2 separate regions of the Homo sapiens genome follow, and region 2 is linked to region 1. Evidence: chromatin loops called from intact Hi-C (ENCODE). Cell type or tissue: psoas muscle. All regions are shown on one strand. Links, peaks and the distances in the headings refer to the core of each region. The heading gives the core; the rest is flanking DNA. Region 1 holds the start of GFOD1 (Gfo/Idh/MocA-like oxidoreductase domain containing 1). Region 2 overlaps GFOD1 (Gfo/Idh/MocA-like oxidoreductase domain containing 1).

Region 1 (16,042 bases), core at 2,775-10,774:
CAACATCATTAATTATTATTAACAAAATGCAAACCAAAGTCCTAACAAGATACTTCTACATACCAACTATAATGGCTATGATCAAAAAGACTCACAAGGCTGGGCATGGTGGCTCATGCTTGTAATCCCAGCACTTTGGGAGGCTGAGGTGGGCGGATCACTTGAGATCAGGAGTTTGAGACCAGCCTGACCAACATGGTGAAAACCCATCTCTACTAAAAATACAAAAATTAGGCTGGGCGCGGTGGCTCACGCCTGTAATCCCAGCACTTTGGGAGGCCAAGGCAGGCAGATCACGAGGTCAGGAGTTCGAGACCAGCCTGACCAACATGGTGAAACCCCGTCTCTACTAAAAATACAAAAAAAAAAAAAAATCAGCCAGGTGTGGTGACGGATGCCTGTAATCTCAGCTACTCAGGAGGCTGAGGCAGGAGAATTGCTTGAACCCTGAAGGCGGCAGCTGGAGTAAGCCGAGATTACGCCATTGCACTCCAGCCTGGGTGACAGTGCAAGACTCCATCTCAAAATAATAATAATAATAATAATAATAATAATAATAATAATAATAATAATACAAAAATTAGCCAGGCATGGTGGCGCACACCCGTAATCCCAGCTACTTGGGAGGCTGAGGCAGGAGAATCACTTGAACCCAGAAGATGGAGGTTGCAGGGAGTTGAGATCATGCCACTGCACTCCAGCCTGGGCAATGGAGTGAGACTATCTCAAAAAAAAGACTGACAATACCAAGTGCTGGTGATGATATCAGAAAATTAGAACTCTCCTATGTTGCTAGTGGGAATGTAATATGATGCCACTGCTCTGGAAAACAGTTTGGTAGTTTCTTAAAAAGTTAAATATATACACACTATACAACTGAGCAATTTCAGTCCTAGGTATTTAACCAAGAGAAATGAAAACATGGCTCCACAAAAGACTTATATGCAAATGTTCACAGCAGCATTATTCACAATCACTTAACACTGGAAACAATACAAACATCCATCAGATGGTGAATGGATAAACAAAATGCGGTATATCCACACAATGGAGTATCACCCAGCAATAAAGATAAATGAACTTCTGAGCCGTGCAACAACATGGCTGAACATCAAAAACGTTATGCTAAGTGAAAGAACTCAAGCACAAATGATTACGTACTTCATGATTCCATTTATATGAAAGTTCTAGGAAAGGCAAACTATAGAGACAGAAAGTAGATTAGTAGTTACCTGGAGCCAGAAGTGGGAGTGAGGATTGACTGCAAATTGGCATGAGGAAATGTTTTAGTGTGTTGAAAATGTTCTAAATATATAAATTTACTAAAAATAATGGAATCACTTACAATGGGTGAATATTGTGAAATAAAAAGAATGAAGAATGTTATGGTATATATAGTTCAATAAAGTTATTTTTTTAAAAAGTAGTGTTAAAACTGCAAACCAACTTCATTGGAGCTTTACAATTGTGGAGTAATTTATAGTTTCAGTTTAAGGACATTAATCAAAGAAGCATCTTAATACTCTAAAGGCTATTAAAATTAGAGACTGGAAAATTTTTTTAAATCATAACATTTTAATGTAAAGTTATTTTTCCTGCACTTTTTAATTCTCCACAGTAGGATATCAACAATTCTCAAGGAAAGTCTAAACCCCAAGGCATCCCAGACTTGCCCAAACCCTAGAAGTCAAAGACCTGTAGACGGGTATAGAATTGGTCGGGGTGAAGTGTCACTGTGGCTCTCAGTGGTGAGTGTGACAGCCTCTTTACCAACAATCTCCTTAGCTCAAGTCTGAACCCAAAAGAACGCTGGCTTTCCAGGTCTCCTGCTTTGAGGACAAGTGCTCAGAGGCCTGCTGCTCTCCTAGGGAGCCCACACCCACCAGCGGAACTAACCAGAGCAGTTTCTCCACCGACGCGTCTTCCAGGTATTTCCTTGCTCAGCTTGCCTAGCCAGGTGGCCTTGATCCAGGCAAAATCTGTATTAGTCAGGGTTCACCAGAGAAACAGAACCAATAGGGGGTGTGTGTGTGTGTGTGTGTGTGTGTGTGTGTGTGTGTAGATGAGAGATTCGTTTTAAGGAATTGGCTCGCACAATTGTGGGGTTGGCAAGTCTAAAATGTGCAGGGCAGGCAGGCAGGCAGACAGGCAGGCTGGAGACCCATAGAAGAGTTGATGTTGCAGTTTCCAGTACAAAGGCAGTCTGGAGGCAGAAATCCTTCTCCCTCAATCTTTTCCTGACTCCTGGCTCCTTCAAGCTCCTAAGACAATACTTGAGCAGAAAGGGACTATGTCTCGTGGCACTCCTGTGACCTGCTGCACACACTACCCAGGAGGCTCTTGGTAAAGGTCTACAAACCTACCAAGACCACAGAACTCCATGCAGTTGGTCATGTTTATCTACTTTCCCATCACACTCTTCAAAATATATATGTCTTAAATTTAATAATAATTTAATAATAATAACTAGGTTGGTATTAATAGATGACCACATCTATTATTTCTTTCACTGTTTTGCTATGGTTATTATCAAAACAGTGAAATGCCAAATGTGTATTTCACAAAGTGGATAAAGAACCTACACAATCAGGCCAGGCATGGTGGCTCATGCCTGTAACCCCAACACTTTGGAAGACTGAGGCGGGTGGATCACCTGAGGCCAGGAATTCGAGACCAGCCTGGCCAACATGGCGACCCCATCTCTATCAAAAATACAAAAATTAGCCAGGCGTGGTCGCAAATGCCTGTAATCCCAGCTACTTGGGAGACTGAGGCACAACAATTGCTGGAACCTGGGAGGTGGAGGCTGTAGTGAGCTGAGATCATGCCACTGCACTCCAGCCTGGACAACAGAGTGAGAATCTATCTCAAAAAAAAAAAAAACAAAACAAAGAAACAAAAAAAACCTACACAATCAAGAAATGTCTACATTTGGTTTGTTGTTTGTTGTTTTTGTTTTGAGACAGAGTTTTTTTCATTTTGTTGCCCAGGCTGGAGTGCAATGGTGCAATCTTGGCTTACTGCAACCTCCACCTCCTGGGTTCAAGCGATTCTCCTGTCTCAGCCTCCCGAGTAGCTGGGATTACAGGTGCACAACACCACTCCCAGCTAATTTTTATATTTTTAGTAGAGACAGGATTTCAGCATGTTGGCCAGGCTGGTCTCGAACTCCTGACCTCAGGTGATCCACCACCTCGGACTCCCAAAGTGCTGGGATTACAGGCGTGGCCATCACACCCAGCCGAAATGTCCATATTTGTAATAACTTCCACCATCTAGATTCTTAGAATCAGCACTTTTCTTGGAGAGTGCAGCCCAGATCAGAATGACTGCTCTTAACAATCCCTCCACCCCTCCAGCAGGGTGGTCTCCGCAGCATTTGGTCATGTATCCCCCACACCGTGGGTAACCACAGGAAAGACTGAGCAGGGAGAAAGCATCTGGTACAAACAGAGACAGCTGGGTGCGGGGGCAGGGCTGCACCTTTCAGGTGGCTGAACTTGTCATGTTCATATTTGGGAGCTGCGTGTGGACAATCTTTCACCCACCACATGAACCTGTGAAGCAGAGGATGCTGGTGTAGAGAGGGGTGAATGAGGAAGCAGACACACAGAGAGAAGCAGAATAAAATTCAGAGGGTTTCTGGTTTCCAGGTATCTACTAAAGCCCTGCTGCAGCCCTGTTCCTGCGTCATGTGGGAAACCCCCCTAAGCACCCCCACTGCAAGGGATAGTAAATCTTCAGAGCAGCATGGTGAGCTCTTGGTAACCCCATCAGTACCTTTGAGTGATCACGTAGCTGTGAAGCACGTACTGGATTCACAGCAAATATGACACCTGAAGCTTGGCTTAGGTACCATCCCTTTACCAAAAAAAAAAAAAAGAAAAAATTTAAATATAGTCTCTGAGTCTTACAGGAGGGAATCATCTCTTCAAAAAATAGTTTTAAAAAATCTTCAAAAGCACCATTTGGAAGAGTCTAAAGAACTACTCACTTAAAAATTTTTAAAAATTTTAAAAAGAACTAACTGCATTAGGGCAAAGTAAAAACTACTGTTTATTGAGCTTGATGCAGAGAGCTGAGGGCAGCTGCCAGGTAGGTCTTTATATTTTCCCTCTCATTTTACTTATCACACCAACCCTATATGATAGTGTTAGCTGTGTGTTATTGGTAAGAAAACTGAGGCTCAGGAAGGATGATTATGACTCCCAAAGTCACACAGTAGTAACCTGTCAACCTTTCCTTTCATTGATGAGTGTTATGAAGCACAACATCTTATATAATGATGCTCTTTCCTGGGCTATGATTGCCCTGAGTCAAATATATAACTAAGTGCCTGTATATTTCATTCTTGGTGAAACCCTTAAAACATGCTATTGACTTCCACTTTTTGTTGTTGCTCTTCTTCCCCAGTTTAAGGTATCAAAATGTCCAACTTCTTCATTTAGCTTCTTCTCCCTCCAGTGGAAACTTCTGCAGAATTGCACATTATCAAAGCCAGATATCCTCAACAAAATAATCGTTCAACTGCACCTAATTTCAATTAGATGAAATGAGATTGGTGATGCTTGACTTTTCCTAACAATAATGCCCAAGGGCTTCCTCGGCTCTACGACAAATTGATAGACCAAAAATCATTTCACTCAGTGCTCAGGGGCAGGAACCCAAAGAGAAAAACGCAATCACCTTTTTCACATAGATCCAGAAGAGACCTCAAGCAAGAACTGGAAATGCAGGGTTTGCTAGGATGTCAGAATGGCTGCTGTCAAGTCCAAGTGCATCATGAGCATTATCTGCAGCCTTATTTCCGCTGGCGTGGCAATGCTGGCCAGCAAAATCCTCTCTCAACCCCATTTCCTCCTTGCTCCCTCACCTCTGTTCCTGGCAGCCCTCTTCAACATGAAGCAACTGCTGACACCATGAAGAAGGACAGAAAAGGGCCAATTGCTCCAGGTCCTCAGCTGATGACGCCAAACAAGTTGGGACAAGATCAATGTGCAGCAAGATCAAAGCTCATGGAAACCCTGTGGCCTTACTCACCATCCCAAAAGAGCCTTGCACTCCCATGGAGAAACTTCACCAAGAGAGTCTGCACTGCTGTCTCAAAAACAGAGATCATGAAAACAGATGTCATCACATTCCACACAAGGCAACAGGTATTTTAGCACGGTTCCCCTGCCAGGTTAATTACTCACAGGAGGGTATGTCTTCTGTTCCCAAAGGCAGAGAGCTATCTCATCTTTAGTGTCTGACTGTTCCAGCATCCACACTGCCTGAGGGCTGGATAGAAATTCTGAATCTCAGGTCCCACCCAGGAATCTGGTTTTTATTTTATTTTGAGGCAGGGTCTCACTCTGTCGCCCAGACTGGAGTGTAGTGGTATGATCTGGGCCTTGACCTCCAGGCCTCAGGTGATCCTCCCACCTCAGTCTCCCAAGTAGCTAGGACTACAGGCATGCACCATCATGCCTGGCTAGAGACAAGATCTCACTATGTTGCCCAGGCTGATCTCGAAGTCCTGGGCTCAAGCAATCCTCCTGCCTCCGTCTCCCGAAGTGCTGGGATTATAGGTGTAAGCCACTGTGCCTGACCTGGAATCTGTTTTTTGATAAGATCCCCAGGTGATACAACCACACATGAAAGTCTGAGAGGCATTCAGCTACTGCATGCAGGAGGATAAGAATACTATGTGTTAATTGACACATTCTCTTTAGAACCTTTTGCCTTCCCCCAGGCATACATGTATTCAGTGAAAATGCATTCATTTGTCATTCAATAAATATTCATAGTGTGTCTACTAGGTGACTAAGTGTCTGGCACTGTCTAAGGGAGATAAGGGTACCCTGGTGAACCAAGCAGACAAGGGTCCTACCTTGAAATAACTCACATTCTAGCTGGGGAAACAAACAGCAAGCAAGAAAGCAAGCAAGCAAATGAAAGAGATCATCACACACCAGGAAGAGTGTTACCAGGAAGAGAAAGAGGATGACAGAAGCAGGACTGAGGTTGGAGGAGAACTTTCTAATTGGGAGGGGAGGATCCAGAAAGGCCTCTCGCCCAAAGTAACACGTAAGCTGAGACTTGAAAGTGAGAATGAGCTAGCCATTCCAAAAAGTGAGGCAAGAACCTTCTGGGCAAAGGGATGAGCTGGTGCAAAGGCCAAGAGTCAGGAAAGAGATTGGCATGTGAGGAACAGAAAAGAGGCCAGGTGGCCGGAATATAGAGTCCAGGAGTGTGTGAAGCCATCCAAGAAGTGGGAGAGATGGACAAGGCAGGGCCATTTCAGGCCAAGAAAGTCATGCCAAGGAGCTTGGATGTTATTCTAGGTGCTGTGGGAGCCACTGAAAGTGGAGAGTGATACCTTACACACACACACACACACACACACACACACACACACACACGTGTGCACATGTGCTCACTTTCCCCATTGTACAGAGTAGACTGCATAAGAAACAAGACTGGACCCAGGCAGGCTGGCTTGGGGACACAAAGGTGAGTGAGGCTTCTTTGCCTTGTCTGCGTCCTGACCGTCAAGACGCTTGCTGGGAGAGGCAACAAGGAAATTAACAAAAAATACAGTGTCATTTTAGGTGCCAGTTAATTAGGCAATATCTTTGTTAAATGTAATCAGCATGTACTCTCTGACCAGCAATTTACATATCTATCCCACAAACAAGCTGGCATGTGTGCAAAATGACATATGCTCAAGATTATTCATTACATGGTTGTATAAGCCAAAATTGGAAACAACCTAAATGTTGAGTAACAGGGAACTGCTTAAATAAATTTTGATGTATCCATACAATGAAATACTAGGTAGCCAAAAATAGGAGCAATAATACTTTCACATTCAGAGTTTCATATATTTGTGTATATGTAAAATATATGTATATATTATATGTTATATATTGTAATATATATAAAAATGTGCATACATGTATATCTATAAATATGTTAATATATGTATATATACAAATGTGTATATGTATATGCTGTATATGTAAAGATATAAATATACATAAATTTAATAATGCATATTAACTGATTAAATATAATTTATATTAATATTTATATTGCTTAACATTGATTATATTACTATATAAAATTTATGTAATAAATTTAATACATTTAATATATTTTTAAAATAATATTTAAATTTTAACATATATAAATTTTCAAGCTAATATTGTTGCATGACAAAAGTAAGGTCCATAAGAATGAATGGCATGCTACCAACTGTGTAAAAGGTTTTTAAAATTCCCACACAGGCCAGGCGTAGTGGCTCACACCTGTAATCCCAGCACTTTGGGAGGCCAACACAGATGGATCACCTGAGGTCAAGAGTTTGAGACCAGCCTGGCCAACATAGGGAAACCCCATCTCTACTAAAAAATACAAAAATCAGCTGGGTGTGGTGGCACACACCTATAATCCCAGCTACTCAGGAGGCTGAAGCAGGAGAATCACTTGAACCCAGGAGGTGGAGGTTGCAGTGAGCCAAGATCGCACCATTGCACCCCAGCCTGGGCAACAGAGCGAGGCTCCGTCTCAAAAAATAAAATAAAATTAGATTAAATTAAATTAAATTCCCATACATATACTTGCCAGGATATACCTTGAAAAATATATATTATTTTTAATACTTTCACATTCAGAGTTTCACATATTTGTGTATCTCTATGTAAAATATATGCATATATTTTATGTTATATATACATCTATATATTAGTGTATATGTAAAATATATGTATATATTATGTGTTATATATACATATATATATGGCCTTGAATGGGAGACATAAACAACTGGTAATAATGATTGCCTCCTGTCCAAAGACAGGGACTAGGGGACATTCAGTCTTCACTGTGTACTTTTATAGCATTTGAAATTTGTACCACATGAATATATAGCCAATTCAAAATAACTAAATAAAATTTAAATGTTAAATGAATGCCTTAAAATAGGTGCTAGGCAAGATGGGGGCACACAGTGCTGAGACAACAGAAGGGTATGTAGGGTGGGGGGTTTGAGGGAGAGGAAGCGGTAACACTTGGGCTGAGTATTGAAGGGCGAACATGGAAGGAGACCTCAAGGGACAAGGAAGTTCCTGACAGAGACCTGGACATGTGCGCCAACAGGGCCCATTCAAGGAAACCCCAGCAGGGTGGGCTCGCTGAAGCCCTTGGGTTCGGGAATGGCCACCAGGACGTGAGGCTGGGCTCACTTCTTCAGGATGTGAGGCTGGGCATGTCACGCCAATCAGCTGGGGCTTTTCCTGAAAGGGGAAACGATGACATGACCAGGTCTCTAGCACTGCCAGATACTCCATACCTGGCAGCAGTGTAGATAGTGGCTAGAGGCAGGGTTGGGTGGGGTGGACTGGAACCTAGTTCAGAAACTACGAAAGGACCTGACTTCTATGGGGAACAGACACAGAGAGTTTCAGATGGCATCAAACAGGTTTGGGAACCGATTCCAGGGCTGGGATGGAATAAAGGACAACTCCAACAGTCTGACCTGGGCTGCCATGATCTATGGCAGAGGAACAGGTACAGCTGATGGAAGAGGAAGAAATGACTCCGGGGGAGGTAGAGTGCTGGGTTCAAATCTCTAGCTGTAGGTCTAGGAGCAAAGTGACTCAGGTCTCTGAATCTCAGTTGCTTCATTTGTGAAATGGAGCTAATATCTATCTTAGAGGATTATTTTAGTCATGAAATGAAATGCTTTATACACAGCACTTACCATGCTGCCTGGCATACAGTATGTACTTAATAAGAGGCAGCCTTGGACAGTGTAGAAAGTACACTTGGTAGAAATGCCTCTACAACAGAGGAATGCCTCATTCACAAAGGTAGGGATTTTGAGGAAATTTTTAAAAATTAAAGGAGGATGTGTGTGATTCAATTGATCTGAAGTTTCATTTCACTGTGGTCCCTAGACCACACTTTGTAGGGTCCCTACAAAGTAGGGTCCCTAGCCCCTTACTTTGACAGGCCTGTGACCAGTTATGAGTGTGGATCGAAGGCTACAGACCTGTCACCCTCACTGGGCAAGCAATTCAAAGTCCAGGCCTTTGCTAAAAGGACAATTTACCAGGATGAGTCAAAGTAGCTAGTTTCAATTCCAGGCAAACACTCGTATCTATACACTCCCAACAGCCAGATCAGCCTGATAACTGTTTGGGGTTTTTCACTTCCTACGTTCTATGTGTTGAACCTTCAACAGTGACTGTAAAGCAAACCAAGACGACCACCCCACTGTGCACTCGCAGGGGCACCCTGCAAAAGAAGGAGTTAAAAAAAGAAAGAAGAAAGAAGCTCAAAACCTACCCTAAAAACATGAACAAAACCCTATTCTGTCATCACCATTACTAAACTAGGTCTATTATGCCTCTTATCGCTGGTTTTGAAGAGGTAACAGACATGTCTTGTTAATTAAAGTCACAGGGATATTTGAAAAATAAGAACAGAAGAAGTATCCAGAAATGTCTAATTTGTGTCACATCTCTTGAAACCAGAGCCCCCAGACACTTTCATGGCCATGGTCCCAGAGACAGCCAGAAAACAAGGTCATCCTTGTTCCCCAAATTGCCACCCTCCTGCTCTAGGTTTGCTCTGTGGGTCTGAACCCAGGACAGGAACTGCCATCTTTATGGTGGAGAAACGATGTTAACAACATGGTCTTTCAGATATGACCAGTCCTAAGCTCTCCAGTATACGCAGGGCTCATCAGGGACCAGTTTTGTACAAATTGCACTAATAGAATTATACCATAAGATCGTTATAAGATATTTGATATGCAAAGAGCCAATGTAAACAAGGGAGTTATCCACCCAACATACATGTTCCATTAAACAGAAAATAAATATTAGCATTCAGTTCAATGGCATTCAGTTCAAGGCCAAAGAAACAGGCCACAAAGGGCAGACACTTAATAAAATTAACTGACAATTAAAACTGACAATGTGGGCAGCCTCCTTAGGAATTCTATCAGATGTTGCATCTGAGTCAATAGCCAAATGGCCTGATGAAAATGCCTTTCTATGGAGAAAGAGTTTTACATTCTGTTCATAGCTCTTCGAAGACAGAATTAAAACACACGTATATTTCACCTACCCTGAATCCATACCTATTTTTAACAAATAAAACAGTCTTTCCAAGACTACATAACTTCCGGCTGGTTTCTGGATGTTGTCTCTGTTCCTTCGCAGCTCCTCCCTTCTAATCTGTTCTACTATTCGCTTCATCTGGTTATAAGCTTTGTTCTTGTTATAAGCTTTGTGTTTTTCCTCACCAATAGAAACTTCAGCTTTCAAAGGTGAGCTGCTCATTTTCTTGGAATTGTAAGATCAAGCAACCTTCCTGGGATTGTTTTAGGTTACGTGCAAGAACTGATGATGAACAAAACATGCCCTTCTCTTTCCCCTGAGCATAGGCTGAGAGGCTGCTACTCTGTCCTCAGAGATTGTTCAGACTGCCTGGGAGTTGAGGGGAGCAGGGACCAGATGGTGAGGCACCCTGAACTCATCTCCAGCCCACGGGTCAACACTGTGCCTTCCGAAACTATTCCTGAAGGCGATTAGGGAGGGCCTTTTCTCATGCAAAGCATCCATGCCTCTGGAGCTACTGCGCCCATCCTCCTAAAAATTTAAAATCTATTACTCCAAATTGGGGCAGAAGACATTTCCCGGGAGGCTGCAGTCAAAAGTTAAAACCCCCTGGTTTTACCAAATCAGTCTTTACTAACCTATGACGCCTCTGAAAACATTCTAATACATCATCACCCCCATCCAACCACTCCCACCGTCCTTGCCTCCAGCGCAGACGAAATAATTCCAGCCGATGGTAACATCTGCAATCTCACGCTAAACTAACTCACAGCAGAAAGAAACAAACGACCCTAGCAGGGCGCCACCGCTGCTGAAGGGCAGGTCCTCTATCGCACCCAAGAAAACCCGACACACGTGTGCGGCCTTTTATTCAGGCGTTTCTGGGCGCGCACTCGCCTCTCCCAGGCGCGCGCGCGCACAACCCTCCTCCACCCCCCCATCCCCCCCCCCCACACACACACACTTGGACACTACACACACAGCTGAGGAGTAACTTTCCTCTTCTCGCGGAGCACCCTATCCCCTATTATCGGCATCTGATCTTCCTAGTTCGGATCCCCGGAACACACGCCTTCTCCAGCCTGCAATCTACACACGTGGGGAAGCGCGTCCAAGTGGTGCCAGGAGGCAGGAGGGAAGCGCAAAGGTGGGGAAGGCCGGGGACGAGGAAGGAGGGAGCTCTGAGTCGGATCTGGGATCTCAGATCCCCGGGGCAGCGTAGATGCAGGGTAAGCTTCTGGGATGCGGAGAGGGAAAGGCAGGGGGGAAGGAACCTAGAGAAGGTTAAAGGGCGGGGGTGGGACGGAGGATGCGGGGTAGGGGTCGCTCACCTAGGGTTTTGACAGCGATCTGTCTGGTGAGGGGCGGCGGCAGGTTAATGCACACCAAGTCCACGTCCTGATGCAGCAGCACCTCATCAATGCGGCTAGTGTAGAAGGGGACACTCATCTCCTTGGCCAGCTCCTCCGCTTCTTCCTGCGTGCGGCCCCACAGCGCCTTCACCGCGAAGCCCTCGTCTTTCAGCAGCGGGATGATGACACGGGCCGTGAGGCTGGTGCCGAACACGCCCACCCCGGGAAGCATGGCTGCTCAGAGCCGCCTGGTTCTGCTTCTGCTCGGATCTCCAGTCCAACGCGCGCACACACCCACCTCTAGCCAGTCCTGCACCCCGCTCCTGTAGCCAATCTAGCCGCGGTGCGCCAGCCGCCGTGCACCGGGCAAGGCGCCCGGGTGCCCAGAGCGCACCGAGCTGCAGGCGGAGCAAGCTCGGGGCGCCTCAGAACGGTGACTGCGGCAGTGTCCGCCACGCGGGGCTCGCGTCCTTCCCGGAGTCGGCGGCAGGGACCCCCCCAGGGCGCCGGAGGCTTCGAAGCCCCCTGGAGCCCCGGCTCAGGCTGCGCTCCCGCGGCAGCGCCAGTCCGCTGCGTGCGCCCCGCCAAGGCCGCTCCATGGCCGGCTCATCCCCGCGGCCGCGCCGCCGCAGCCCGGGACCGGCTCTCTCCCGCGTCGTTTGCGCAGCCGGCGAATCGCACAGACAAACGTCTACACCCTGCCAGAGCACGGAACCGCTCCGCGGGGGAGTCTCCTTTCTTCCTAGCTCTCCGTTGGGAATGAAATAATCCCGCGGCCGCCAGGAGGCCGGCTAAGGATGCGGCCCGGAGCGCGCCGGACTGGGATCCCGAGCTGCAGCGCGGCAGCGGCGGCCACGACCCGGCGCCAGCCTCCTCATTCTGCTGCCATGTTCGCTCGCCTCGCGGCTCGGGCGGCCTCGGCCCCAGGCCGGCTCAGGCTCTGGGATCCCGCGGGGACGAGGGCGGAGTTGGCGAGTTTGGCTGTCAGCGGCCGGTGTTCCTGCACCGCCCTCGCTGCAGCGCCGCGCGCCATTGGCCGCCGCGCGCCGCCCCCGCCCCCGCCGCCGCCAGCTCCGGGTGCGCGCTGCGCCCGGGCCCCGGGAGCCCAGCCCGGCTCCTCCCCGGCCCCGCCCAGGCCGCCTCGCCCGCCTCCTGCCCCTCCGCTTCTTCCCTTTCTTTGCCCTCACCATCTCCTTCTCTTCCCTGCTTCACTCCAAACCCCGCCCCAACCAAGCAAATACATCTATCTAGGCAGGACGCGCCCTAATAGGTTAGTCGCCTGTCCCTTGGAAGAGAGCAGTGGGCGCCTTGGCCTGGGGTAGGTGAGGGGACCCGGCGAGGTGCGAACAGCCGATAATAATAACCTCGGCTCCCGGAGCGTTTCTTGCGTGCTGAGCATCATACTAACGCCTTTCCAGGTATTGTCCCTTTTAGTCCTCGCAGCAACCTAAGGTTATTGTAAACCCATTTTACCAGTGATGTGAATGAGCCGCAATGAAGGCTAAGGGACTTGCGCAAGGTGACATATATAAGCAACAGGCCTGCGATTGGAATCCAGGCCCCAGAGTCTGGGCACGGAACCGCAGACTTCTACGGTCTCCTTCCAAGCTAGCCTGCTCCAATCGCGCGCCCCCGCTCCGGCCGCGCACGCACGGTTCAGCCGCCTTCTTCCAAGACAGTCCAGTCTTGGCGGGCTCCCATCTGCCTCCCACCTCCCCCGCCCCTAGGCCCATGCCCGCCCCCGCGTAGACGCTGTGGTGTGTACGGCCGCAGCGGGGCAGGGGGTCTCCGAGGCCGCTGCGGCACGTGCGTCTCGTGTCTAGTTTCGAGACGGATACGTCGCCCTGGCCACATGCCACGCCCGCCTCTTGCTTCGGCTCCTGTTGCCGTCGCCACTTACCGCAGCCTTTACTTCTCCCAGCTTGCCCCCACCTCCACCACCCTGCACCCTTCCCAGGCCCTCGAGGGGGCACTGAGGAGGACTGGCCAAGGCTGGCCCCGCACCTCTGGAGCCATGGGGACTCTGCGTCTGTCTGGTTTTCCGCCATATCCTTGGCACCTGGCACACTGCCTTGCCCTGTATGTAGTAGGCGCTCAATAAACATTTGCTAAATAAATGTATGCATATTCATCGAATGCCCGCTTCGCACCCATTTGGTGCCGGGAGAGGGGACTAAAAAGTGAAAGGCACGTCTTCTAGCTGAAGGTCTCTGGAGAGGTCATGGGTCAGGTCATGTTCATCTCCTGTCTTCAGCACTGGGCTCAATGTAGCACATGGTCTGCCGCAACACGAGTGGAAAACGTGATACTTGCAAGAGTTTAAAACAACTTGTAACAACTGGCAGTGAGGCGGGGCGCGTGGAGAGAGCAGGATACCAAAAAAGCTGTGTGTGGCAATGCGGGGTGGAGGCTGACCTAGGGCATTAGAAGAAAGGCACAAAGGACACAGTGCTGGGTGGCTGGCAGCAGCCTGGGGAGGACTGAGAGACAAAGAGGGGTGTTGCCCTCAATACTAACAGGCTTCTTTTGAGCAGGGGTTTTGTAAGAACCAAGGCAGGAACGCCTATCTGGGCACAGGGGCAGGCAGTGGTGTCAGACCCAAGGGGCTGGATACATCACAGGCTTGTCACATGTCAGAGATGGCCAGGCTTTCAGGGAGCAGAGGATGTGCAGTAGTGGTCGGAGCACAGCTAGAGCCACTGGCGTTGACTTCTGGCTCTGCCATTTACTAGCTGTGGGACCTTGAGCAAATCACTTCTCTGCGGCATAGTTTCATCTATAAAATGGGTGGGTAATAATGGTATATACCACAAGGGGTTTTACAGGATCGTATTCACTAATACTTACAAAGTCCTGAGAATAAGGCATGGTGCATAGTAAGTTCTATATAAATGTTAAATAAATAAATATAGAGAATGGGTCTGTTACCAATGTCATTTCTTGATGAGAGAGACCATTGTACAGTGAAGCAATATCTAAGTAATAAGATGGAGTTTTGTTTGTGTTCTTTTAAAAAGAACTCTACCCCTAGCTTGAGTGTGAATAAAAAATGGACCTTCTAAGCCTGCTGTGGTGGCTCACACCTATAATCCCACTGACTGGGGAGGCCTAACCAGGGGTATCGCTTAAGCCGGAAGTTCTAGACCAGCTTGGGCGACGTAGCAAGACCTCATTTCCTAAAAAATTTAAAAATTAGCTGGACATGGTGGTGTGTTGTGTGTCTGTAGTCCCAGCTACTTGGGAGACTGAGGTGGGATTGAGCCCAGGAGTTCAAGGCTGCAGTGGGCCTAGCCTTGATCATGCCACTGCACTCCAGCCTGGGTGACAGAGGGAGACCTTTTCTCTAAAAAAGAAAAGAGACCTTCTATCTATATAACATCAAAGAAAATGATCACATTTTATTCTCATTAAAATTTATAAATAAACATTATCTCCATTTCATAGAAGGCAAAACTATGTCCTGCTAGCAAGTCCAACTTAAAGGTTTAAAACAGAATACTTCATTTCCAACCTTACTCTCAAGCCATTCCTCCTTCATCAATAAATAAAATCACCAGTTCACCAGTTGGCCAAAAGCCATGGAGTCATCTGGTCCTCATATCCTTTATAGCCAACCATCAGCAAATCCTGTCTGCTCCACTTGCAGAATGCATCCAGAGTCTGCCCACCTCTCCCTGCCATGGTTGGGGAGTCAAAGTCACCATCATCACTATCAGGACCACTGTCCTTACTGGTCTACCTGCTTCCAGTGATGCCCCTCGTAGTCCATAGATCCCATAAAAGATAAGTTGAATCATCACCCGTCATGCTTGGCACCTGCCAGTGAATACCCTTCACACTTCAAATCAACTCCAAAGGCCTCAGCATGCCTGAAAGACTCTACCTGGCCTAACCCATAGGCCTATTGCATACCTCCCCATACCCTGCATTCCAGCACTCTGGCCTCTTTGCTGTGCTCTTTACAGGCTGAGTTTGTTCTTGCCCCAGGGCCTTTGCACTTGCTGTTTCATTTGCCTGACACCCCATTCCCCCCACCCCAACACACACACACATACACACACAAATCCACGGGGCTCTCTGCTCACTTTGCTCAAGCCTCTGCTCAGACTGCCTGGCCTGACCATCTCATCTAAAATGACAACTCTGTCATATTTCATCCCTTTGTCCAGCTTTATTTTTCTTTATACCTCCTGTCACTGCCTCACATTATATTATATGCCTGCCTATCTGTTTATCATTCATTTGCCTTGACAGGTTACAAATTCACTGAGATAAGAAGTTTGGGTGTCTCATTCACTTCTGAATCCCCAACACCTAAAATTGTACCTGGCACCTGCTAGATATTCAGTACCCATTTGTTGAATGAATGCTTGCACATTCCTCTAACAATCATGTGTTGTTATAAGTTAATATTTATAAAGTCATCAGAACCGTGCCAAGTGCCGTGTGCAAGAATGGCACATGCAATGGAGATGCACAGTGGAGTAGGACAGAGCCCCTGCCCCCAGGTTGCTTACGCCTGGTAGCCCATTGATTGATGACATGAATTGGCCATGGCAACACAACATGACGCACCCA
Region 2 (16,042 bases), core at 4,544-12,543, 57 kb before region 1:
TGAGAAGTGAATAAAGGAAAAGAAAGTGGTCAGGCTTTGCTGACAGAGTGAAGAGGACCCAGGGTAGAGCCTGGCTGAGACACTGCCACTGGCTTCTCAAGCTATCCCATCATCATCATTCTTATCATATCCCTATCAGAACTATCATTTAACCAAAGAACAAGACAAGATTAAATCAATTAGTCAACTTCTTTAAAACCATTATAAACACTGCACAATGTGCTAAGTGAGAAGCACATGCTAAGTTATTCTGTACTCTAGAGAACTCTAGTACTCCATGTTCGGGGACTTCGGAGTCTCGCTCTGTCACCCAGGCTGGAGTGCAGTGGCGCGATCTGGGCTCACTGCAAGCTCCGCTTCCCGGGTTCACGCTATTCTCCTGCCTCAGCCTCCCAAATAGCTGGGACTACAGGTGCCCGCCACCACGCCCGGCTAATTTTTTGTATTTTTAGTAGAGATGGGGTTTCACCATGTCAGCCAGGATGGTCTCGATCTCCTGACCTCGTGATCTGCCTGTCTCGGCCTCCCAAAGTGCTGGGATTACAGGCTGGGGACTTTTTATTAACCTATTTCCAATGGCTGAGTCTAGAAATATTTTCCAAAAGAACCTGACAATTGCTAAATGAGCCGATGGACTTAAATCAGCTCCAAGGACAAAACCAGAGAATTAACCTAGAGACCCAAAGTCCTAGTGCTATTTAGCAACTACAACAGTGCTGCTAGTACAGTCGGTGTAACCAAGCACAAAGGGCTTCTTACTGCATCACACAGCCTGTCAGGCACAGACGCAGAACAACATCAGGCTCAAAACAGTCACAGAGCCTTGAGCCCAGGAATGGCTTCTCGTAAGTGCAGCAGGAGAATAATTCCCGGAATATGGATTCTTTCAACCATAGCATGAGTAACAATATCAGTTGCCATGTTTTTGTCGAAACAACAATGCATGTCTGGGTTCAGAACCTGCTGGGAAAAGATTAAGCTGAAAGGGTCTAACCCACCCCTCACCATGGAGAGCACGTACACTCCTGCAGGCATTCTGGAAAACCTTGGCCATTTTCATCAATGCATGGGTGAATTTCAAAACAATATGCAACAGTCCAAGTGAGAAAACAAAAACAAAGTGAGAGGAGAAAAACACTTTCTAAAGCTGAATGCCTTGGGTCTGTCATCCTCCTGCACCTGGAAAGAATGTGTTAACTTGCAGGTAAGAAGAGAGAAAGGTATCATGCTTATCTGACCTGGCCTCAGCCCCAGACCTGGACAAAGGTTGTCATTTTTGGAAGCTAGCCATTCACCTACTTAGTAAAAATCTTACACCGAAGCCACTGCAGGGGACAGGCAGGATTATAAATCATAACAAGATGGAGAAGGGACAAAAGAAAAATGAAGGCTGGAACTGGAAGAAACAGCCACTTCTTGGAAGGGGAATTGTCCCATTCTCATTAATTACCCTCCGGAGCTGCAAAAATCCAATCTGGGCACATGGTCTGATTGACACATCACTGATCAAACTAGGTCCGTTTGCAGAATATGCAGCCATCAGGGATGATTCTCCTTGCATGAAGAAGTTTTATTTTTTTATCTCAGCCTTCAGTTTGCTCATGTGTCCTTTAATGGAATGAATCAAGTTATGCAGCCTGTGAAAATAATGAATGCAGAGGCCTAAAAGGTGACACATGGGAGCTTGCTCTGAACTTGAACCTGAGACACCACTTTAAGGAATCACCCGAAGCCCAGAGTATTGGTGTCATCTGTCACCTCTGCTCCTCATTTCTTATTCATACTCTTAGCTTAGAACTGTGAGATGTTAAAGCTGGCACACATCTTAGAAATCAAGCTGTCTGGGACTCATGCTGAAGATAAAGAAGCAGTCCCAGCAAGGATGGGTGCCTGTTGCCACACACCTGGCCAACGGCAATTCCAGAATTGGAATAAAAAAGAAGGTCTCCTGAGCACTGGTCCAGCGAGAGCCTTCCTGCCACACTGGGAAATGTTTCTCAGTCCTTTTCATGAATATAATCAATAATGCAAAGCCCTAGAAGGAAGTCAAACAGGTGCTGGAGCTAACAGATTTCAAATGCATCCTGCCAATTGTCCGGTCGGTGTTTCCTGGTCAGATCATGGAGTTTGGGAGCCCCAGCAGGTGGTTCCTGGCTTTGTGTTTTTCTCAAGCTCCCATTAAGCAGAAGGCTTGGCATGGAGGAGAAGAAGCAGATGGTTCTTGCTGAAGTCCAGGTTGCCATATTGGACTTCCACTGCATTCCCTGTTGCTGAAAGAACTTGGAAGATTCATGCCCATTTGAGAGGTGAACGTCTTCCAAAACGAGATGGAGGCAAGGATTATTAAAAACTATGACTGAGATCTGGAGATCAAGATTCCAAAGAGGGAACAGACTATTTTTAAAGTTTCTACTCTTCCCTGGGGGAAGGAAGGATGCCAGAGGCCTCTAAAGGCCACAGATTTCCTCCCAAGGGATGAGTGAAAGCAAATGACATTGATCGCCCTACAATATGTGCTCTTAAATGGGCCACTTCTCACTCTCCACAGAGACCGCCATCCTCTCTCTCCTGGACTGTGGCAGTAGCTGCTGGTCTCCTTGCTTCTATCCCTGCCGATGGCTAAACCAGAGCCACAGCCAACCTCTTAAAACAGGGCATTGGATCCTGTGACTCCCCTGCTACCCGCCTTCCGATGGCTTTGAATACATTTGATGTAGAACCCCGAGTCAGTCCTGTGGTTTGCAGGACCCTCCACGATCTGCTTCCTCCTCTGCAGCGCCCGTGCCGCCGCTCCTCTGACTTCTCCCCCTCGCTTGTTTCTTTCCAGCTCACCACCTCCTCACGGTTGCGGGACACGGAAACCCACTCCCACCCCCTTCGCACTCACTGTTGCTTCCACCTGAAACCTGCTGTCCGTAAATGTTCATGTCTCCCTCCCTTGCTTCCTTCAAATCTCTACTTAAACGTCCCCTCTTCGGATAGCCCTTCTCTGCCCACCCCATGGAGGCTGGCACTTTGCTCACCCCTCGCCCCTATCACTCCTGTGCCCCGCCGGCCGGGCTTTGGGGCAATGTGTTTATCACCTGCTGAGGGGATGCAGTCATCTCTCTCCCCTCTGAGAAGGTGTGTGAGCTCCATGCAGGCAGGACGTGGTCTGCCTGTTCACTGCCCTGTCTCCCTCTGGTGTCTGAGACAATGGCCAGCACAGAGAAGGGGCTCAGTCCATACCTTCTGGCTCGCATGGGATCCGTGCCTTTGAATGAGGTCTGGATGGAGAAAACACAGTTTCTCGTGGAAAACCCAAAGCCAGTGGGCCCTCTAGTTTCTTTGTATACACAGATTTGTTTCCAAATAGATATCCTCCCATCTACCCATGCAGCCCTGTTTTAGAGAGTGACAACCAAGCCTCAGGACACAACACATGGAGGCCTGGCAGGGGTCTGAGGGCGAGGGAACAGCAGTCGAATTCTGGCAGGAAGAGGGCATCCTACTCTCAGATCCCAAGCGTAGTCCAATTCTTGGGCATCTTTCCAAGGAAGAGCTCATCCCACCCACTTCCTAGATACAGCTAGCTTGAGAGTGGAACACTAAGGGAATTAGGAGCGGAAGAGAAAAGCAGGGGAAAGAGAAAAGCTGTCACCAATCGAGATGGATCCCAGAGCCCTCCTGAAAACTCCTGACCTCCCTGAGACAAAAGGCACGTGTTTTCTTCTTCCTGTGCAGTACCTCAAAATGCATCCAGTGAAAACCCAGTCAAGAGCTGCTGTCTTTTTTCCTAAGTCTCTAGAATAAACTGCCAGGTATTTATCTTAAATTAACAAGACTTCTAGTTATCCAGCAGGCCAATGGCTCTACTTCAACAAAGGACTGATTTTTTCCGGGTCTTTGAGAGGACATACGCCTAGGCACCTTCTTCCTTTGTGAGGGAGTATAACATGGCACTAAAGCAGGTTGTGATGTGTTTCAAGTGTATTTTAAAAAATTCCATGCCCAGTAATTGTACATAGAAGAATTCACTCTAAACAGGATGTCATACATCAGACAAAATATTATCTGCAAAGATATTCATCTAAGCACTATTTATAGTGGCGAGGGGGAGCCACGAACCACCTAAATGTCTAAAAATAACAATAATAATGTATGTAAAATTCTTAGCCCAGTGCCTGGCACACAGTGAGTATTCAATAAGGGGTAGATATAACATTGTTATTTTGAATAATTAAAGAGAGTATGGTACATTTATATGATGGATATTTTTGAAGCTTTTGTTTTTCTGTTGGTGTTATCACATGCATATAAAAATGTGAGTAAAAAATAAACTGGCCAGGCATGTTCGCTCATGCTTGTAATCCCAGCACTTTGGGAGGTGGAGGCAGCCAGATCGCTTGAGCCCAGGAGTTTGAGACCAGCCTGGGCAACACGGCAAGACCCCATCTCTATAAAAAGTTAAAAACAAATATTAGCCAGGCATGGTAGCATGCACTTGGTAGTCCCAGCCACTCTGGAGGCTGAGGTTGGAAGACCACTTGAGCCCAGGAGATCAAAGCTGCAGTGAGCTGTGATCACACCACTGCACTCCAGCCTGGGTGACAAAGTGAGACCCTGTCTCAAAAAAAAAGTAAGAAAAGCTTAAAAAATTATACTTTCTGCAGGATATCCATCCATATTTAAAAAAAAACCATCAATATTTCCACACTATCCCAACCTCTATATTTGACAACTGCGCAAAAGGCATATGCCGCCCACCAGATACTCTCTCCACCCTACCACTGCAATCTTTATTAGCCTTCCCTCCCAGAGGCAAGTGAAAAAAAAAACCTTCTGTAATTCGATCAGCATTTTTAGGATCTATTATGTTCTAAGGCCTGACTAGGATGAACATCACAGAAGGGACTGTTGAGAAGATCAGGCCGGAAGCTCATCCTGCCTACGGAGGATCTCTAGTGAGGGAGCAGAGGATTTGCCGGGCACACGAGGCCTTTCCCGGAGGCTGCAAATCAAACAGGCACAACAATCTGTGATGAATAAAGCAACGGCTGCGTTTTATCTCCAGAAAGCACCACTGAGCCAAAATCTGAAATCATGAGCTACATAATTCCTTTGGGGGAGAAATATATCCACAGGGGAGGAAGAAAATAAATCAACAGGCTTTCAGAAAAACTAGGGGTTGGTTGGGTCCCCTCCCCTTTTTCACCTTCATTCACACACACACTCACAAACACACACACAGGACAAGAACACATGCACAAACACACACTCTCTCCCTTTCTTCTAATCGTGCCCTTTTCCAATTAAGGCTGCCATTCAATACTTAGGTTCTGGTGACAACAAAATGAACAAGAAGCTCATTTGTATGTTTTGTTGTGTTGCAAAAACCCCAAGTGGAGTAAAAGAACCCTAAAACACATGCTGTCCGAACGGATTCTCAGGAGAGAAAATCTGACTCTGCAAATGCAGAAAATGGCGTAGCTGGAGGGGGCTTGAGACCCCATCCACCCCGTGGAGGAAACTAGGGTCCACCAAGTGACACTTAGTGTCCCCAAGATGCTACACAGAGAGTGTCCATTTTCTCCCAGCTTCAATATCATCCAACAAATCCTTCATCCTCCACTTTCCTGCTTATTCAATTTATTTAAAATAATGCCTTGACAAGACAGAAGCAGAAAGTCACTTCCCCAAAAGTCAAGACGTCTTTTACGTGTCTCTACTCCAATCCTTTGCAAGTAAGTCACTAGCGTTCAGGTGGATGACAGGGAAAAAAGGAATGAAAAAAGAAACCCGTGTCCCCCTCCATTCAGATCATTTCCATCTAAGTAGGAAGCCTGTGTTCACCCAGATACCAGTAGGCTGGTTCCTTTGTTTAAACAAAAGCTTTCCTGAAAGCTGCAGGGAACCAGAGGGCAGGAATTCTTAGCAAGAATTTTCTCTTAGTGAAACAGGAAGTGCCCTGGTGGGAATGTCTTGGCCTGGTTTAACAATTCTGGAAATTCGGTGTGGCGAGGTAGGCTTTGTGTGAATGTGTGTGACTAGCAGGTTCACCCAAGGAGCTATTTTAAACCCAGCTTGCGTTAATTGGCTATTTCTCCTACATGTACCTCATTTTACACACACATCCTCCAGGTAGAAGAGCAAGTCCAGGAATGAACAGGCCACTTACAAAGTACTGCATGTCCGACGGTGGCAGAGACACCCCCTTGCAGCTGGGTTACTGAACACATTCTTGAAAACCAACCAAGTGAATGCCTTTGAAAGTCTGTCTCATTTCCAAAAGACAATAAGGGAATGAAACCCCAGACAGTGTTAGATTTCAAGATAAATATAGACAGTCCCCTACTTAAGAACAGTTTGATTTACAATGTTTTGATGTTAAGATGGGTTTATTGGGGATATTAAATGTATTTTCAACTTAATATTTTAACTGACAATGAGTTTATTAGAATGTTGAGCCCATCTTAGGTCAAGGAGCATTTATCTGTGTAATATGCCTGACACCATACCTGACACACAGGAAGCAACGTATAAATACCCAAACTCCTCACCCCAGCATTGAGGCCAGATTCCCAATGACAGATGAAACTCATGCACCATGACACACACACAGACACGCCTGAAATATATGATAGTTGGTCTGTTCATTGAGGACCTGTCATGCGCAAAGCTCGAGGCAAGCGGCTCTCCATGAGTGTCGCAGGTTGCCCTGAGAATGTGGTCAGGTCCACTTTACCATACAGAGGAGGAGGGTGTTTAGGGTGCAGGTTACTGAGCCAAGGGCATTCAGTGAGTCGGTAGCAGAACCGGGGGTGGGCCCACTTTGATATGGAAGGCATCCTCTTCCCACTACATGGCCCTACATGAAGTTCCTTCACTTGAAGTATTTCAGAGATAAGTCCTTCCTTAGACATCCTTTTTGATCTACCTCCCGCCCGAAGCAAGAGCATCCTCAGCAGATGGTCATTCATCCTTTCTTTTTGTTTGTTTTTTTTGTTTTTTGGAGACACGGCTTTGCTCTTGCTGCCCAGGCTAGAGTGTGATGGCGTGATTGTGGCTCACCACAACCTCTGCCTCCTGGGTTCAAGTGATTCTCCTGCCTCGGCCTCCTGAGTAGCTGGGATTACAGGCATGTGCCATCATGCCTGGCTAATTTTGTATTTTTAGCAGAGATGGGGTTTCTCCATGTTGGTCAGGCTGGTCTTGAACTCCAGACCTCAGGTGATCCACCCGCCTCAGCCTCCCAAAGTGCTGGGATTACAGGCGTGAGCCACTGTGACCAGCCTGGTCATTCACCCTTTTTTTAAAATAATTATAATGGGCTCAGAGAGTTACCACTCCATTGCTGAGCTCAGGTCTAGTGGCCAAAAATTTTGCCTCTACAATGGGTTGGAGGCTGCCCTCACATAACCCTGATGCATTGGTTCTGGGTATGCTCATTTCTTTAACAGATTTGCCAAACATTAGGAAGATGATGATGATGATGATGATGGTGACCACGGTGATCACATCAACGCTTATCTTAAATCCTCTTTAAACAGAGAAGCCATATTTCAAGGGGTTCCCTCTCAAACTTACCCCATTGAGTACAAATTGGACATGTGGAGGTGAACAAGAGAATACTTTAATACTTACCCTAAATAATGGAACAACATAAAACTATTAAAATCAGGTTTCAAAGAAGACTCCATACCATGTAAAGATACCCACACGCTCTTAAGGAGAAAATTGGAAAAACAGTATAATCATTATTTTGTTTTAAGAACTATGTGCATATAAAAATGTATAGAATATAGAAAGAAATGCAAAAATATTAATAGTGGTTATTCCTCATTGATACAAGGGTTTTTTTTCTTTCAAAAAGTCTTCCTTTTATACTTTTGCATCATTTTGAAATTTTACAAAGGTTTTAAAAACAAATTTGGAATTATCCATCCAATCTAGAGAACTTCTCATGAGGGGACAAATCATATAAACATTATAATAATAACAACAATAACTGTAGCAGCTCCAAAATTTATATTGCACCTAGCATATGCCAAGCAGTATTCTGAGGGCTTTATATATATTAACACATTTAATTCTTTTTTTTTTTTTTTTTTTTGAGATAGGGTCTCATCCTGTAGCCCAGGCTGGAGTGCAGTGGTGCAATCTAGGCTCATTGCAGCCTTGACCTCCTGGGCTCAAGCTATTCTCCCACCTCAGCTTCCCAGGCAGTTGAGACCACAGGCACATGCCACAATACTGGGCTAATTTTTTGTTTATTTTGTAGAGATGGGGTCTCTCTCTGTTGCCCAGGCTGGTCTCAAACTCCTGAGCTCAAGGAATCCTCCCACCTCAGCTTTCCAAAGTGCTAGGATTACAAGTATGAGCCACTGAGCCTGGCCTAACACATTTATTTCTTACCACAACCTGTTGAGTTAGTTACCATTGTTGCCACCATTTTAAAGATGAGAAAACTGAGATCGGAAAGATTAAGTCACTTGTTCCGGGTCCCAGAAGTAGTAAGAGGAAGAGCCCAGACTTAAATCCAAGCAGTCTGGCCCCAGGTGTCCTGTGTTCTTGGCCACTACCCTGGGGCTGATGTTCCCCAGGCCAGAGCTAAAATAGACAGGATTAGGAGGATTGGGAAACAGCTCAAAAATCTATTTGAAAATTGTGAGCTTGTTAAAGTCCCTCATGGGGTTGCTCAGAGAGATAAACCAGAATTGGCAGTCCTCATTCAGATCTGAAAGCTTCAAGATCTTCATCCCATGCAGCTTCCTCACCAGTATACACATTCTGACATCTCCCATCCTGGCCTCTGTCAAATCTCACCCAGAAAGCCAACTAAAAATAGTCTCCATCCGGCTCTGACAGAAATGATGATGACAGCCAGGTTCAGGAAAAGGGTCTAGGCCAGGGGTGTCCAATCTTTTGGCTTCCCTGGGCCACATTGGAAGAAGAAAAAATTGTCCTGGGCCACACATAAAATATACTAATGATAGCTGATAAGCTAGGAAAAAAAAAAAAAGAAGAAGAAAGAAAGAAAAAGAAACTCGCAGAAAGAAAAAAATTCACATTTTAAGAAAGTTTACGAATTTGTGTTGAGCCACATTCAAAGCCGTGCCGGGCTGCAGGCTGGACAAGCTTGGTCTTCCGCCATGCTGCTCACACAGAAGCAGGCTCACGCCAGGCAGTGCCAGTTGGGTTTCTGAAGTAGCTCTACCTCTAAGTCTCCAGGGCACACGATGCGAGATGCAAATATCACAGAGCTTTCTAGGCAGCCAGCAGACGTGGAAAGCAGGTTAGTCAGGCTATGATTCAGTCTCCAGCTCTCTCCCTTCTCCCCTGGCTTGGCTGTGCCTCCTAGGAGGGAGTTCTGGGCCAAGAAGGCCACACACGCCCCCAGGCAGGCCACAGGCCCAGACTGCCTGGTCCTATAATACAGAAGATATGAGAGCCAGGAAGCCACAGAAACAGGCGTCAATGGGGCTTGGTGTCCCACACACAACCCCAGATTCATCAGACTCCAGCTCTTACTGTGCCATCTGGGCCACAAGGGAAATGGGAGCAGTGAAGTGGAGCTGGACCAGGAACCAGACACGAACCTACTCTGCTCCCAGGAAAGTAACTATGACCTCTGCGTCACTGTCCTTTGGTCTCTCAAGGATCCCACTTCCATTGCCTGTCCCTTAAACGCCCGGGAAGCGGCCTCTACCCCCTAAGAAGGTGAATGAATCCCCTGCTGGTGTTCTGAAGGCACCCGAGGTAGGTGAGGTCCAGGGAGCACCTGGGACAAGCAGAAGGAACAAGCCCCCTGAGGATGCGGAAGCAGAGTGACCAGGCCCATCGCAAGGCAACCCCTGAGCGAGGGATAATGCAGGACCTTATGAGCAGAAGCGGGGCTAACAACCAGCAAGGCCAGAGGACAGGCAGCCCTTTGCCAAAGGTGTCGACTTCTGCCCAGCTTTCTCTTGTTCTGGCAACGGCTGTCAGTGTCTGTTGGTGGAAGAACATGCCCCTGGTGCCAGAAGGCTGGGGTTTGAGTCTCATCTCTTTCTCATATCTGTGTCTTGGGGGAGGTTACTTAACTTCTCTGGGCCTCAGTTTTCTCCTCTGCACAGCAGAAATATAATCATATCTCTCTCACAGTTATTGTGATGAGCGTGGCAAAGCATTTTTTGTAAACTACAAGGAAGCGGGCAGTGGCTCCGAAGTTGTGTGTGATTGGACCTCACAGGACAAAACTGAGGTAACAGAGGATCACAATGCACCTTTTTCAGTTTGATATAATCATCTTGAAATTACATTTATCAGGATCATACAGAGTCTTCCCAAAACTGAAGGCCATGCATAACTTGTCCACCTCAAGCCCTTTGAACAGAGAACATGCATGTAGAGACTTCCAGAAAAATCCAATAACTGTTATCCAAATGGTCAAAAATCCAGCTGGGCTCAAGTGAGGTAACAGACATAGAAAACTGTGAAGAGTTAAAAACATGATGATAAAAAAGGACTTTGTTGGCCAGGCGCAGTGCCTCATGCCTGTAATCCCAGCACTTTGAGAGGCTAAGGCAGGCGAATCCCTTGAGCCCAGGAGTTTGAAACCACCCTGGGCAATATGGTGAAATCTCATCGCTACAAAAATTAGCCCGGCATGGTGGTGTGCACCTCTAGTCCCGCCTACTCAGCAGACTGAGGCAGGAGGATCGCGTGAGCCCAGGAGTTCAACGCTACAGTGAGCTGTGATTGTACCACTGCATTCCAGCCTGGGTGACAGAGTAAGAGCCTGTCTCAAAAAAAAAGGCTTTGTAATAAACTTTTCTGATGTTTTTCAGAATTCAATTTGTATAAATTTGAGACATCTACATTTCACAAATGTGATTATCCCATGCGATAATAAAGGAAGGTTTATCCCACTATTTCCTAAGCCTGGAGCTTCCTTAGACTTGTACGTAATTCCTGGTGCCCCTGACAGGCACCTTTCCAGCCTCTACGGAATCTTTAGCAGCCCCACGACACCAGGCTGAGCCTCGTGACATTGTGGCCACCAAGCGTGGGAAGGAACTACTAAACTTCAAAGTTGACTCAACCAAAAGAGAAAAATCGCAAGTCCCCGATGGAAAGGTGTTGATGGCTCTCTTTTCAAACACCTCCACGCCTGGCTGGGCACAAAGGCCTGACAGTGCCCCGAGCTACATCAACACAAGCTGGGTTCAAAGACTCACAGGTCTAAGCATCCTGGGCACCACAGAGATAGGAAAGTCCATGTGGAAACAGATCGTCTTTTCTATCAACCATGTGTGAATTTTGAACTCCTTTTCTTCTCAGTGTTAGAAAAGGAAAACCAACCCACTTTGCGGTCTCTCTGCGGTGTCTTTAGAAGGCCAGTTCCTTTACGTGCCTCTCAAGCCCATGCTGAATTTCTCTGTTCTCGTCCTAGTGCCTCTTTTGACAAGCCACGAGCCTCACTCAGCCCAGAGTGACACTTATCACTGGGCCGTGTGAAAACTGGGGGGCTGGGGAGGAAGTGAGAAGGATGCGAAAGCCGAGGCGGGAGGAGGGGGTGCCGCCTGAGGCCCTTGCGGCCAGCAGTGGAAACGCAAACTTGACATTTCCATTTTCCATCACCTTCTGATCTCAGGCCCCCAGTGCGATGCGATGCGCTGGCTTTTCATTTCCACTCCCTTTCACACCCAGCACATTAAAGGCCGCTGCAAGAACAACAATGGAAAAAGGCTCAGGGCTTTAAATCACGAAGCCTGGGGAAATTCAACAGTTGCTATCTCCAGCTTCTCTACCCAAAGCACCAAAAAAGCCTTCCCTGAGGGAGTCCAGGCCCCCTCCCAGGGCGGGCGGCAGGAGTACTGCTTTTGATCATCTGTACTTCTGCGGCCACTCTCAAACTTCCCTCCCCAAACACCACAGCCCGGCTGTGAGCTGAAAGAGCTCCCTTTGGCCCTCCATCAGAAGCGGACTTTCTGACCATTCACTAATTCTAGCAAGAAGGTCCACTAAGTATTGTAAAATGTATAGCTTCCCGCCTGCTTTTTCTCTGACCTAGTTAAAAGCACTGTGTTGGACATACATCTTCTCGACCATATGAAAAGTGGGAATAAATGTCTTAATTGGTACCAAGTCCCTGAGCACGTGAGCCAGCTTGCTAGATGCTCAGACAGGACTCTACAAACATGAGCCCAGGTCATATATTTACTAAGATGTGCTCCCAGGTGGCTCTCAAATGGCACAAAGAGGAAAGACCCCAGCAGAAATCAAGATGGGTGGGAAGCTGTTCTTTTCATGAGAGTGAAAAGACTGGAGCTATCTCATTTTGGGCTGAGAAGCCCTGGCTGGCCATAGCACAGCTGCCAGTAAAGGGAAACAGCGCCACAGGCTGCCTGGAGGAGCTGGTCTCCTATGCGGCAGACACTGGCTGTCAAAGGGTTGTGTGGCCCCAACGTGAAATAATGGCTGTACTTATGAATTGGTTTGTTTATATGCCATCAACCAGGATGCTCTGCCAGCTTGCTGCTTTAAGAACGACAAACTATTGAATGCAATTGAATGCCTATCGAATGCAAAGACCTCAGGGAATTTCAGACACAGGGAGAGGGTGAGTTCCACGGTCCTCTCAGACAGAAAAGTTTGGGTTTACTGCTAGCCAAAAACCAGGAGTACAACAGGAACTGCTGACGTCATAAAGCTTGGCCAGAAACGTAGTCAGGTAGTGCCCTGAGCACAGCCTAGACACTGGCGCTCTAAGAAACAGCCCTTTGCCCAAGGCTATCTGGAAGAAATAGAACAGGGCACAACACAATAGTGTGGCAGGAAATCAACTGAGTGGGTTGGCAAAGAGCATCTTTCTTAAAAGAATAGAAGAGAACATAGAGTGTACCCTAGGTAATAAGGGAAGTATTATTTTGTAAAACATTTAAGTTTTATATATTCATATGTATGAATATTACATAGATATGTAATATATACATTATTATACAAATATGCTACTATACATATATATACACACACATGCATGTATAGAGTGGTATGGCAGGTTGTATTTTTCAAAAGTGATCACACTACTTCTCATCTCACATGTTCTTCCAGAACCTTGCCACTTCCTGATGAAGAAGTGAAATATATGTCCTTCCCCTTGAATTTGGATGGATCTTTGGGACCAGCTTAATGAAAAAATATGCAGTGGAAATGGCACCATGTCACTTCCAAGGGTCAGCTATAAAAGGTGATCACAGCTTCTGTGTAGCTGCACTCTGTAGGAATGCTTGCTTTTAAAATCCAGCCAGGCCGGGAGCAGTCGCTCATGCCTGTAACCCCAGCACTTTGGGAAGCAGAGGCGGGTGGATGACTTGAGGCCAGGAGTTCGAGACCAGCCTGGCCAATGTGGCGAAACCCCCTCTCTACTAAAAATACAAAAATTAGCCGGGCATGGTGGCACACATCTATAATCCCAGCTACTTGGGAAGCTGAGGCAGGAGAATCACTTGAACCTGGGAGGCAGAGGTTGCAGTGATCCGAGATCACACCACTGCACTCCAGCCTGGGTGACAGAACGAGACTCCACCTCAAAATAAATAAATAAGTAAATAAATAAAAATTAAAAAATAAAATCCAGCCATTGCACTGTGAAGGAACCCGAGCCACATAGGGTATGGCATCAAGCATAAACAGAGTGCAGGGATTGGCCACAGTGTTATCCATATTCTCAACACTCCTATTATGGGGTTCCCATAGAGACGGGCAGCTTGTGTACAATGGGGAAGACTTAATGAAAGAAGCTCTTGGAGTCCACCTATGGCAGGAGTAGTGGGACAGCGGGTAGGGAAAAGTATCCTTGTGGCCTCCAGCACAGCCTCCAGACAGTGGAAACCAGGGCTATCTGTGGGTCTTGGGTGGTCTGCCCTACTCCCTCCTCCTCCTGTCAGGCTCGCTACCAAACTCTACTCCTCACCCTCTCTTTCTCCAGGACTCCCTCCCATCAGGATACCTACCTGAGGACACTCCATCTCCAACTTTTCAGGTAACCTTCTCCTGCCCTCTCTACAGTCCAGCCATCATACGAATGCCTTATATGTGCTTCATCTCATTTGATATTCACTGCCATATTTATACATCGGGAAACCGAGGCATAAAGAAAGCAGTGAAGGCATTTGTCTCAGGTCAAACAGCTAATAAGTCTGGGTTTGGGACTGAATCAGGGCCATTTAATTTCACATTGCTTATTTTGAATCACTATGTTATATTCTGCAAAGAAGAATGAGTTGGAGAAGGGAAACTGAAATCTATGGGCCTGAGGTTAGTGGTGGTGGGGACTATGATGATAGCACCTGCTCTGCCACGGTCTGTGCTGTGTACCACACGGTTATGGTGTCCAATCTTTACCACTCTAGGCAAGTAAGATTATTATTATTGCCCATTTTGCAGATGAAGAAACTGAGGCTCAGAAATGTTAAGCAATTGTTCCAAGGTCATTTAGTCTGAGTCAAGATTCCATCCTGGACCTCCTATTCTTTCTACTCTACCACTCATATTCTCTCCTCGTCCAAAAGGAGCATGATGGTACCACCTTGTCTTGACTAGCCGCACTTTCACACAGGTTCATTTGGACTTTCAGTTTCTCTGTGATCTTTCTTTAAAGTCATACGCTGAAAGAGCCTTCCCTCCAGATAATTCCACACTCACCAATAGGGCCAAATGCCCTTTTAGCTACAGAGCTTGGTGGCACTTTTCTAACTAAAAAACTGCACCCACTCTCTTCTCTGAACGGCCCTACTCCAATTAGCATTATGCAAATTTTATTTTAAGAATGAAGCTTTTCATCTGTGATGAGAAAGAAACCAAAGCAATAAAGGACCCAGCACCTCAATACAAACTTAAATGACCACTTACATTTAGTTCCCAGGTTGCACCAAGTATGAAATGTCACCAGCTAAAAATCTCTAATTAAAGTCATTTTCCCAAAGTCCCTCCTTCCTTTTGCCTGCCTTCAAAATCCAAAGCTTGGCAGAAATATTTGATTGTTCAGAGCCTGTGCCTCTAACGGCAGATTTCATGAAAAAAGCAATTCTCTCCACCCTCGGTATTCAAAATCACTAAGAGACCATTTCCTCAGCAGCATTCTGCCTCTACTCTGTTAACACAGCTCAGGGAGGAGAGGGTTCTCATTCCCCGGTGACTCAGCCCCAGCAAGGCCCAAGTCACACACCACATGGCTTCTGAACCCACTCTGAGCAGGCAAACATCAAAACAAAAAACCAACAGGTGTAACAGCACAAGTCCATTCAGAAACAGAAGACAGCCATTTTCCACACAACTAATCACCAGATTTCTTCCTGGTTAAGTAATATTCTTTTCTTTTCTTTTTTTTTTTTTTTGAGATGGGGGCCCAGGCTGGAATGCAGTTGTGCAATCATGGCTCACTGCAGCCTCGACCTCTTGGGCTCAAGTGATCCTCCCACCTTAACCTCCCAAGTAGCTGGGACCACAGGCATGCACCACCATGGATAGTTTTTATTATTATTATTATTTGCAGAGATGGCATCTCACTAGGTTGGTCTCAAAATCCTTGGCTCATGCGATCTTCCCACCTTGGCCTCCCAAAGTGCTAGGATTACGGTGTGAGCTACCACGCCCAGCTTAATGGTATTCTAAACAGACAAGAACCTTAGGAAGAAAACAGAAGAGGGAGACAGGGTGAATTTCCTATTTCCACGTCAGCCAAAGGTGACGCTTCTGCCAGAGGGAAACTTCAGGAAAGGGCATCAAAAAAGAAAGTAACCCCATCCAGTCCCTTACCTTGCTGTTATCACAACACCCAGCTACACGGTTTCCCTTGAGGTTCCAGCCTGTGGCCTGTGCACATCCTGCCATATCACTATGGTTGTTCCCTGAGCGGGCAGCACAGAGGCTACTGCAGCCTCTCCTCCCACCTTGCTCTGTCTCCTGTGCATCTGTCTCCCCTTCCTACACTGTAACTGCATATCCCACCAAACCTTCATCCATGCAGTGACAGAAGACAGAGTGTCAATAAACAAAGCAGCAACTTGCCCCAAACCAG

What was found. A loop is a pair of places that touch in the nucleus more often than their neighbours do. Peaks named below come from ENCODE experiments on the same cell type or tissue, not always from the same donor. Only the 100,000 strongest peaks of a DNase experiment are listed, where the experiment ranks them.
Region 2: a loop joins it to region 1, with 2.7 times the contacts of the local background. A loop is called at or near these places in 46 of 110 quality-filtered maps.

The regions. Positions count from the first base shown.
Region 1 is chr6:13,475,195-13,491,236 of GRCh38, forward strand. GFOD1 (Gfo/Idh/MocA-like oxidoreductase domain containing 1) reads right to left here and starts at 12,406. Exons shown (of 2, transcript NM_018988.4): 1 at 11,444-12,406. The coding sequence starts at 11,696. It overlaps GFOD1-AS1 (GFOD1 antisense RNA 1), which reads left to right and starts at 11,067. Exons shown (of 2, transcript NR_046709.1): 1 at 11,067-11,259; 2 at 11,487-11,577. RefSeq lists enhancers at 4,294-5,493, 8,953-9,022, 11,658-11,767, 13,328-13,457 and silencers at 11,594-11,757, 11,898-12,377, 12,398-12,777, 13,158-13,267. In psoas muscle, for the core only: no CTCF peak of the experiment used is centred there; no DNase peak of the experiment used is centred there; H3K4me3 peaks cover 3,040 bases; H3K27ac peaks cover 6,012 bases.
Region 2 is chr6:13,416,885-13,432,926 of GRCh38, forward strand. The region is part of intron 1 of GFOD1 (Gfo/Idh/MocA-like oxidoreductase domain containing 1); the gene reads right to left. Among named protein-coding and RNA genes, the nearest start is that of GFOD1-AS1, 61 kb to the right of the region's middle. RefSeq lists enhancers at 3,080-3,169, 5,089-5,878, 10,945-11,374, 12,385-12,454, 14,174-14,273 and 2 more. In psoas muscle, for the core only: no CTCF peak of the experiment used is centred there; DNase peaks (open chromatin) are centred at 6,177 and 9,257; H3K27ac peaks cover 5,804 bases.